2 separate regions of the Mus musculus genome follow, and region 1 is linked to region 2. Evidence: chromatin loops called from intact Hi-C (ENCODE). Cell type or tissue: left cerebral cortex. All regions are shown on one strand. Each heading gives the region's core, and the rest is flanking DNA. Links, peaks and the distances in the headings are about the cores only. Region 1 has its middle 26 kb from the start of Gm36764. Region 2 holds the start of Sowahb (sosondowah ankyrin repeat domain family member B).

Evidence for each region. A loop is a pair of places that touch in the nucleus more often than their neighbours do. Peaks named below come from ENCODE experiments on the same cell type or tissue, not always from the same donor. Only the 100,000 strongest peaks of a DNase experiment are listed, where the experiment ranks them.
Region 1: a loop joins it to region 2, with 4 times the contacts of the local background. A loop is called at or near these places in 1 of 42 quality-filtered maps.

What each region holds. Positions count from the first base shown.
Region 1 is chr5:92,980,605-92,984,992 of GRCm38, forward strand. No RefSeq gene overlaps it. Among named protein-coding and RNA genes, the nearest start is that of Gm36764, 26 kb to the right of the region's middle. In left cerebral cortex, for the core only: CTCF peaks have their summits at 2,269 (motif pointing left) and 3,524 (motif pointing right); a DNase peak (open chromatin) is centred at 485.
Region 2 is chr5:93,042,742-93,047,129 of GRCm38, forward strand. It overlaps Sowahb (sosondowah ankyrin repeat domain family member B), which reads right to left and starts at 2,281. Exons shown (of 1, transcript NM_175270.4): 1 at 1-2,281. The coding sequence starts at 2,117. In left cerebral cortex, for the core only: a CTCF peak has its summit at 2,470; DNase peaks (open chromatin) are centred at 612, 891, 1,225, 1,997 and 4 more places; H3K4me3 peaks cover 3,350 bases; H3K27ac peaks cover 3,817 bases.

The DNA of each region.
Region 1 (4,388 bases), core at 196-4,195, 62 kb before region 2:
GCTTTAGTGGGAAACATGAAGATGGGAACATGCTTGTGACTCAGGAAGAGAAGGGCTTTATACTGGTTACAGAAAACGATTATTACGTTTCACCAAAATTTAAAACTTTTGTTCATCACCAGCTATCACTAAAATAGCAAGAGCCCTAATCGGAGAAAATATTCACAAGTTGCATATAACGCCAAAAAGAATACCTCTAACAAAGGAGTGGTTCCAATTGGCCTTTGAGTAAATACTTCATAAAGGCAGGAACAAATATGGAGTCATCAAAACCAAACAAATGCTCACTGTGGTTAATTATCAAAGAAATGGAAATTTAAAGTACAATTGAGTTGTTACTACAACCCCTCAAAAATGGCTAAAATTATATACACTGGCTCCCATGGTCAAGGCTGACTCATGGAACCCTGACTGGGACAGGGAGGGAAGGACAGACACTTATAGTAAAGGGATTCATTTGAGTGGGAGTTTTGCCACCTGCCACAATCTGAAATAGCATGAGTTGATTGTGTAAGGCAGATGGAGGGCAGCCAGTCTCGGTAGAAGGGCTCTGTAGGTGAACAGTCTCAGGCTGTATGCAGCTGGGAGTGGAAAGCTGTAGTTGCTAGTCTGTACTTACACTGATTAATTCATCATGAACACACAGACTCCCACGAAAAGGTCTTTCTCTTGACCCTGGACCATATGGGCAATGGCTTTGCTAATTTCCCATGGTTCCAAAGCTTTGGAGTCCTTGACATGGCTTCATCCCTGTTGACATTGACATAGAACTTCAGTCAGTCAGGGATTCCTGCACTGCCTACAACAGGCATGAACTAACCAGGACTCAATGGTGAGTTCACGGGTGCACAAAGGATTTACAAACTGCACATTCCATATTCATATTTCACATTCACATTCCACCTCTATACCTCCAAGGTACTTACCCACAAGAAATAAAAGCACATATGCACAAAAAGACTTGTCTAAGACCATGTAGAGAGTCTATACTGTGACACTCAGTATCTACCACTCATTTGGTAGAGTCCCTGGGAAATCACTGCTGTGTTCCTCTGGGTATATCTGGGAAGACATTTCCATACTCAGGTAAACCTTGAGAGCTCTGAACTAACAAACACATCACTCCTTAATGGACTCTAAAAATAACAGCATTATTGATGGACTCTAAAGATAATGGCGTTATTTAGAAGTATGAAAAGGTAGGGGATGGGACCCAATTGAAGGATACAGGTCAGTACCTCCCTGGCATCTTCCTTCATCTTGTTTTTCTCTGCTTTCTGTCCACCATGAAGAACCCCTCCACCATGGTGTCCTGCTACACAAAAACACAGGGCTGAGAGACCATGGACTTAACTCTTAGGAACCAAGAGTCAAAATAACCATCTCCTCTCTCATCTTGGTCAGCTATTTGGTCATGAGGATAGAAGAGTAAAAGAAGGCCCAGACTGGAAAACAGCCCAGGTATTCACCAAGAGACTAACAGAATCACTTAGTCCATTCTATAATGAAGACTAATGTCCCAACAAGAACAAAACATAAGGGCTGGGGCTATAACCAATGGCAGAGAACATGTCTGACATGTAAGAGGGCCTAGCTGAAGTTCCCAAGACTGCAAGGACAAGAGAGAAAAAGACATAGACTGCTGATACAACCTATATGCATGAGTAAAGGCACATTAAACAAAATTGAGATAGATGATTGATAGATGGTAGATAGATAGATGATGATTAATGATAGATAGATAGATAGTCCCAGAGACTAAACCACAAACCAAAGAATACACATGGAGAGACTCATGGCTTCAGCCGCATATGTAGCAGAGAATGGCCTTGTCGGGCATCAGTGGGAAGAGAGGTCCTTGGTCCTGTGAGGGCTCAATGATCCAGTGTAGGGGAATGCCAGGACCAGGAAGTGGGAGTGGGTGGGTTGGTGAGCAGGGGAAGGGATAGAGGGAAGGGATAGGGGGAGGGGGTTTTCAGAGGGGAAACCAGGAAAGGGGATAACATTTGAAATGTAAATAAAATATCCAATTAAAAAAGAAAAAAAAGACAGATGATAGATTGATGATAGATAGATAGGAAGGAAGGAAGGAAGGAAGGAAGGAAGGAAGGAAGGAAGGAAGGAAGAATAAATAAATCTGGGGCTGGAGAGATGGTTTAACAGTAAAGAGCACTTGCTGCTCTTGCAGAGGACCTGGGTTCAATTCTAGCACCCACATGACAGCTGGCAACTGTTCCTAACTTTAGAGGATCTGGTGCCCTCTTCTGGCCTTTGAGGGAATCAAACATGCAAGGTGCTTCAAAAATAATGCTGAGTCTTGTGTGTGTCTTTCACACAAGAGTAATGAGTCTTGTGTGAGTCTTTCACACAAGAGTAATGAGACTGTGTGATGTCCTTTGTAAATCAAATGTATGGTAGAAAAACCCAGAATTGTCTGTGGGGCAACTGGGCAAGGAGTAGGTGGGAACACTGTAGGGTAGATCCTGTGTTGGGGGGGGCATGGGGGGATTGATTGTTCTGCACCTTGGTAGGGGCTCCTCAGAACTCATGGAAGGACTGGGGTGTAGCCATGGGAGAACAACTGTTTTAGCACAATGGAGTCCCGAGCTCAACCCCCAAGAGCAAATATCTCAAGGAACACAAGATGTGCATTTTACTACTATCATGCAAATGTTGTATCATGTGAAAGAAAACCATAAGAAATGTCCCTAATATCATCCATGCTGAAGTATTTCACAGGGATAAAGTATTTAAACTGCCTAAAAATCTAAAAAGAGAGAAGTATGGATGGGTATTATAGCAAATATAATAAAATGTGTAGAGTAAATCTATATTATGACTAATACAGCTGTTGTAAAACTTCTTCCAGCTTCATGTACATTTGAATCTTTTTTCATTAGAAATGTTTTTGGGAAAATTGAGAGCATACACTCAAGAGATGTGTTTCTCACTGCATCTAAATGCCACGTGAAAGCAGAACAAAAGCTTAACCCTAACCAAACACTGAACTCTGTTTTTCCTAATGGCAGGCTGCTGAGGAATTAAGGAAATAACCTCTATTTCTTGAAAGTGCATCCATAATTGAAAACAACTGATGGTTGGGTGGAGTAGAGGGCTCTCCATCCCCGCTGTATTAATGCTAAAACAAGACAATGAAATGCTGAAGAGACTAGACACTGAGTCCATGTGTTGTCATACAATATTCGGTTACTTCTGGCATGTCTGTGATATGTTATATGCTTCCTAGTATGTTGTGGGAACCTCGGTGAGAGGGGAACGGCCTCCACATCTGTACAGAAAGTGGAAAAAACAAACACTGGGAATATGTAACAGCTGACCTCAGAGGACAATGACAACGTGGCAGGGGAGGACATTCTCTCTCTCCCTCCTGCTTGACCTCCAAGTTGAAGTCTACCTTTTCTTCTTTTTTTTAAAGATTTATTTTATGTGCATGAATGTTTTGCCTACTTGTGTGCATGTGCACTCTGTGCAAGCCCAATTCTCTCAAAGGCCAGAAGAGGGCGCCAGATCATCTGTTGTTAGGGACAGTTGCCAGCTGCCACATGGGTGCTGGAACCAAACCCAGATCCTTTGCAAGAGCAGCAAGTGCTCTTTACTGGTAAGCCATCTCTCCAGCCCCCAGTTCTATCTCTATCTCTGTCTCTATATCTCTATTAGTTAGGGTTTTACTGCTGTGAAGAGACACCATAACCAAGGCAACTCTTATAAAGGACAACATTTAATTGGGGCTGGCTTACAGGTTCAGAGGTTCAGTCCATTATCATCAAGGCAGGAGCATGGCAGCATCCAGGCAGACATGGTGCAGGAGGAGCTGAGAGTTCTACATCTTCATCTGAAGGCTGCTAGTGGAAGACTGACTTTCAGGCACCTAGGAGAGGGGCTTAAAGCCCATGCTCACAGTGACACACCTATTCCAACAAGGCCACACCTCCAAATAGTGCCACTCCCTGGCCAAGCATATTCAAACTCTCTCTCTCTCTCTCTCTCTCTCTCTCACACACACACACACACACACACACACACACACACACACACACACACACATCAAGCTATCAATCACCTATCTTATAAATTTATTTAATGTGTGTTTCCTCATGCATATATACTCTCACATGTGTGAGAGTGCTGAAGTCAAGAGGGAGCAGCTTGCAGGAGTGAGCTCTCTCCTACTCCAGGTCCTGGGGAATCACACTCCTGTGGTCGGGCTTAGCTGCAAGTCCTTTTACCCACTGACCCATCTTGCAAGCTTTAAATTCCATCCTTAGAGAGTCATTCCTTTAATTCTGAGTCATGTTGAAACTCCAGTAGTTGATCACACTTGGGCAAGCTGTGCCTAATCAACTCTGTTTTGTGCCTGATTGCTCAAG
Region 2 (4,388 bases), core at 221-4,220:
TGGACTAAGGAATAGACAGGGAAGATAGGTTTGCCCCGGGGTGCACCCAGGAGCTGCCACGTTTCCCCAGAGACGTTACTGTTCAGATACTGCCATGGCTTCTTGCCACTGCAGTCCCGAATGTTCACCCGAGAAGCCAGTCTTTGCACTAGCAATTTGATGACTCCCTGGTGCCCGTGAATAGCTGCAAGGTGCAGTGGGGTATAGCCACAACTGGACCTCACATTTACATCTAGTGCAATGCCCGCCTTCTGGGCTCCAGAGACCAAATCCTGAAGGGCACACAGGTCACCATGCTTTGCTATCCAGTGCAAGGCTGTGTACCCAGTCAGGAAGTCTCTGTGCAAAGCCAGCTGGGGGTCCTCCCAGAACAAAGTCAGCACGTGAAGCCAGGAACCACTGGCAAGCCTCACAATCCACTCATGCTCCCTGGTGTCTAGAGGGACAAGGGGGGACCTGTGCTCAGAAGGTCTGTGGGGTATCAAGGCTGCAGATCCATCCCTGCTTGGGATCCATGAAGAGTGTGGCTGACTGGCCACAGCATTAGCATCTGCCAATTTCTGTACCAAAACAGCATCCACCCTTGGGCTGGGCAGGGCTCCTGCCTTGGAAGGTTTCCTGGACCGAGGTGGGCGCCGACTCCTTTTCCACAAGTCCTCATCAGGATGCTCCTCGTCTGAGGAAGAAGGAGATTTGGTTCTTCCTGTTCGAGAGCTCCTCCTGACAGACCTTCGGAACTTGAGGGCAGGGAAGGGCTCTTGGGGGTGGTCTCCAAGGCTTTTAGCCACTGTTGGGACCTTCCGAAAACTGGGCGCATTCCCTCTATATCCGAGGTCCCGCCGGATCAGGCAAGGGCTGTCGTTTGGTGGCAAAAACAGATCCTCAACTGGATCCCTGAGCTCCCCCCAGGAGGAAGTTCTCAAGACAGGTTGCAGCCCCTCTTCGGGGGTTCCGGGAGATTCTTTGGGTCCACTGCTGCTCTCCTCACTTCCATGGCTCTCTTGCTCCACAAAGTCATTCAGATCCTGGAGGGACAGCTGACAACGAATGCTTCGAAAGACGGTAGATGGAGCGTTCCCTGGCCAGGATTCTGAGGACTCATCGAGAACCACGGGAAGGAGAGAATGAAAAGACAGAGCGGGCTCTGGCAGCGCCGAGCTGGTCTCCGAGACCCCAAAGGCGGTTTCTGAAGGTAGCTGGAGGAAGTTGTCTGGCAACACCGACCAGGCGCGAGTGGGCGCCTGGATCTCGGGCTCAGGCACCTGCAGGTATCTGGCTACCCACTCTTGAGTGCGCTGGTGCTGTTGCTGCAGCTGCTGGGTTGAATGGTTCGGGGAGCCGGCGGTAAACAGCTCCAGTGGCTCTCTGGAGGGCGCCGGGTGGGGCGGGAGAGCAGGCGGGGACGTCGGGCTGCCAGCAGCCTCGACGGCGGTCGGAGGCCAGACAGGCGGTACAGATCCAGGCGCGTGCTCGGCGGCCTCTCCTTCCCTCAGCCACCCCGGAGCTCCGAGGTCATCCCGGGCAGGTGCAGCGCGCTCCGGCTTCTCGCAGGCGACTGCAGGGTCTCCGAGATCTTCTGGCAGCGGCTGTCCGGTGGACTGTCCCCAGCCGTTCTGCTGGCACTCCCAGCAGCAGCGTCCTCGCGTCCCCACAGCCGCACACCTGCCTCTGGCTTGAGCAGCCTCTGGCTCCGGTGTCCTCTGGTTCGGGCTGTCCTCCGGGCTGGGGTCTGGCCCGGCCACCTTCTGCGCGCTGCCACCTACGTCCACCTGGGTCCCCGCACCTGCCGGCGGCTTCTGCGGCTCCGGGTCACGGCGGCGGTGGCCCCGCGGCTTTCCATCTACAGGGCCCGGTCGCTGCAGGCCCTCCTCCCCCAGTAGGTCCCTGTACCTCCTCTTGAGCACCACGTACTTGGTGCCGTCGGGGTCCTGGCGCACTGCGGCCACCGAGTTCACGAAGCCCTTGAAGCGCTCGCGACGCTCCTGCAGCTGGCCTGGAGACACGTGAGGGTCGCGCAGGAAGCTCTTGAAGTGGCTCAGCAGCTCTGCGTTACGCACTCGGCCCCCGGCCTGGCACAGAAAGTCCAGCAGTGCCTCCTGGCTCAGCTCTCCGGCCATCGCTGCTGGGTCCTTAGTCCCTGGGGCGGCTGCGTCTCGAGCTCCCAGCGCACTTCCCCTTCGACCGAAACCCAGGCCTGGAGAGTGTCACCTGCGCCCAGGGTGGCGCCACCCGCCTCCATCAGCCGCGGAGGCCGGCGCCGCCCGCATCCCCAGGGCGCTCCAGGAGGGCCGAGGGTCCCTAGGGGCGGGTGCCCAGGCAGAGTCCCCGCGCGCAACCCTGGTGGCAGGGGGCGGCTCCTGGGCCGCCCCTGAACGACGCTGGCCTGTCGCAGCGAGTCCCCGCAGCGAAAGTTCCCGGGATAGGTCGGAGTCGGTTTCACCTGCGCTCTGGCTACGCCTCCTCCTGGGCTCTGGGGGAAGGGCTCAGCCCGCCTCCAGTACCTCCGCCTTCTGAAGTATCCCCCAACCCCCGCCACCCGTCCGGGGTGAGTCAGGCTGGTCACAGTCGCGGGCAGCGTGGGAGGTGAGGCCGAGGGCGAACTGAGCCGGAGGGGAACAGCTCTCCCGGGCGCGCAGCTACCCCGAGGCCTGGGAGATGTCAGGCAGGTAGGCGACTGGCTGTCCCTCAGAGTGCCCGCCAGGCTAGAAACTAAAGCAGAGGGAGGTCGACTAGGTCCCTCTCTCCCCGCGGCACGAGTTACAGCTAGAGTCTTCACGGGTCAGGGTCCAATAGATTGGCTCCCCGCTGTTTCTCTTTATTAGCTCGGTCTGGGGAGGGGCTCGGGGTTCCCAATTGCAGAATCCGGCGGGATCCGGAAAAAAAAAACCCACCGAGATCCAAACCAAATCTCTTTTAGTTTGTCGATAACAAGATACTGAGAAGGCGGCTCCCAGGACATTCTCTTCAAGGAGTTCAGACACACCTGCCTAAGTCTGTACTGAGAGCGAAATCACTCTGAAAGCTACAGACGAAGGTTGGGTTTTGCCTTTCATTTTCCGGCATCATTGTCTTATATTACAATGCTCAGTGCCAGAGGTGTTGGGGGAGGATTCGCTATCAGAGAGGTCATTTCCTAGGAAGCCAAAATCCAGAGGAATTATCTCCTTAGCTAAGGTATTTGATACCCAGAGTTATTTTTTTTTAATTTAGTCTAAGATTTGTGAAGAGAAGAGATTCGCTCCATCTGTTTCATGTTGACTTCTTTGTGAAGTCTTTGCTTTGAGAATGCAAGTTTTCCTCCACACATTTAAAATGTTGAAATCGCGACGAGGATTTGATTCCACCCCAGGAAAGGGGACGCTAGACTCTCTTGGTCTGTTGAAGGGCTGCTGAGTCCACCCTGATTCAAGTTTTTCTTTAGCCCCCTTTGAAGAGGGAAGAGTTAAGCCACAGCAGCACACTTCATCCATAAAGCCCTACATTTCTGTCTGGTCTGGGTGACTCTCTTTCTTCTTTATCTTGAGTTGATTTGCATACTGTCAACAGTACCTATCTCTTGTAGCCTCAAGCCCCTTTGTCTTCTGCACAGCCTCGTTGCAGCCTTCCCTCCCCACCTTCCCTAACAGCCACCCCAAATGTCTGTGTCTCTGCAGCCTCCCATGACTGCCACGTTTCTAGCGATAAATTCTCTATTTTCTCCTCTCCTTTTACTTCACTTTACAGTTCCAGATTTTTCACTAAGAATATCTCGAGTATGTTGGTCCTGCAACTGTCAACAATGTTTTGGTATGGTCACCCTCCATCCCCCTACCCCAGCATTGGGGGATCAAACTCAGGTACTCATTTGTGCTAGGCAAGCCCTCTGTCACTGCCACTGATCAGTTGACAGTCTGTCAGATAGGCCACACCAGCAGTGTTTCATTTAAATCCCAACAGAACCCTGGTACTTTTCCATGAAGGACTTGGACTCCTTGGCTTTAAATTATCTAGGTCAGAAAGAAGGACTGTTTCTGTCTATTTGGGGCAGTTTCTAGAATTGAAACCTAGTAGTGGGTTGGCATGGAGGAGCTGTTCCCACTCCATATAACTTTGACGCCTTAAAGTAGTTATTGAAACAAATGTTTTTATATGAAACTTCAGCTCGTGCTTGTATTTATTTACTGGTGTTGAGTCTCTCAGTGAGATTCACAAGTGTGGGAGGCAGAGTCCAAATGGAAACCTCAGATGGGCAAGTCAGGAGAATCCCTCTTTGGTGCCTTGCACAAGTACATATGTTGAGTTGTACAAGTGACCAAGAGGCAGAATGGGACCGTGACTTGCTGTACTTTAAGAGGAGAGAAAGGGGAGGGACCGATGCCAAAGGTTTTGACACCATTCACCTTCAATTA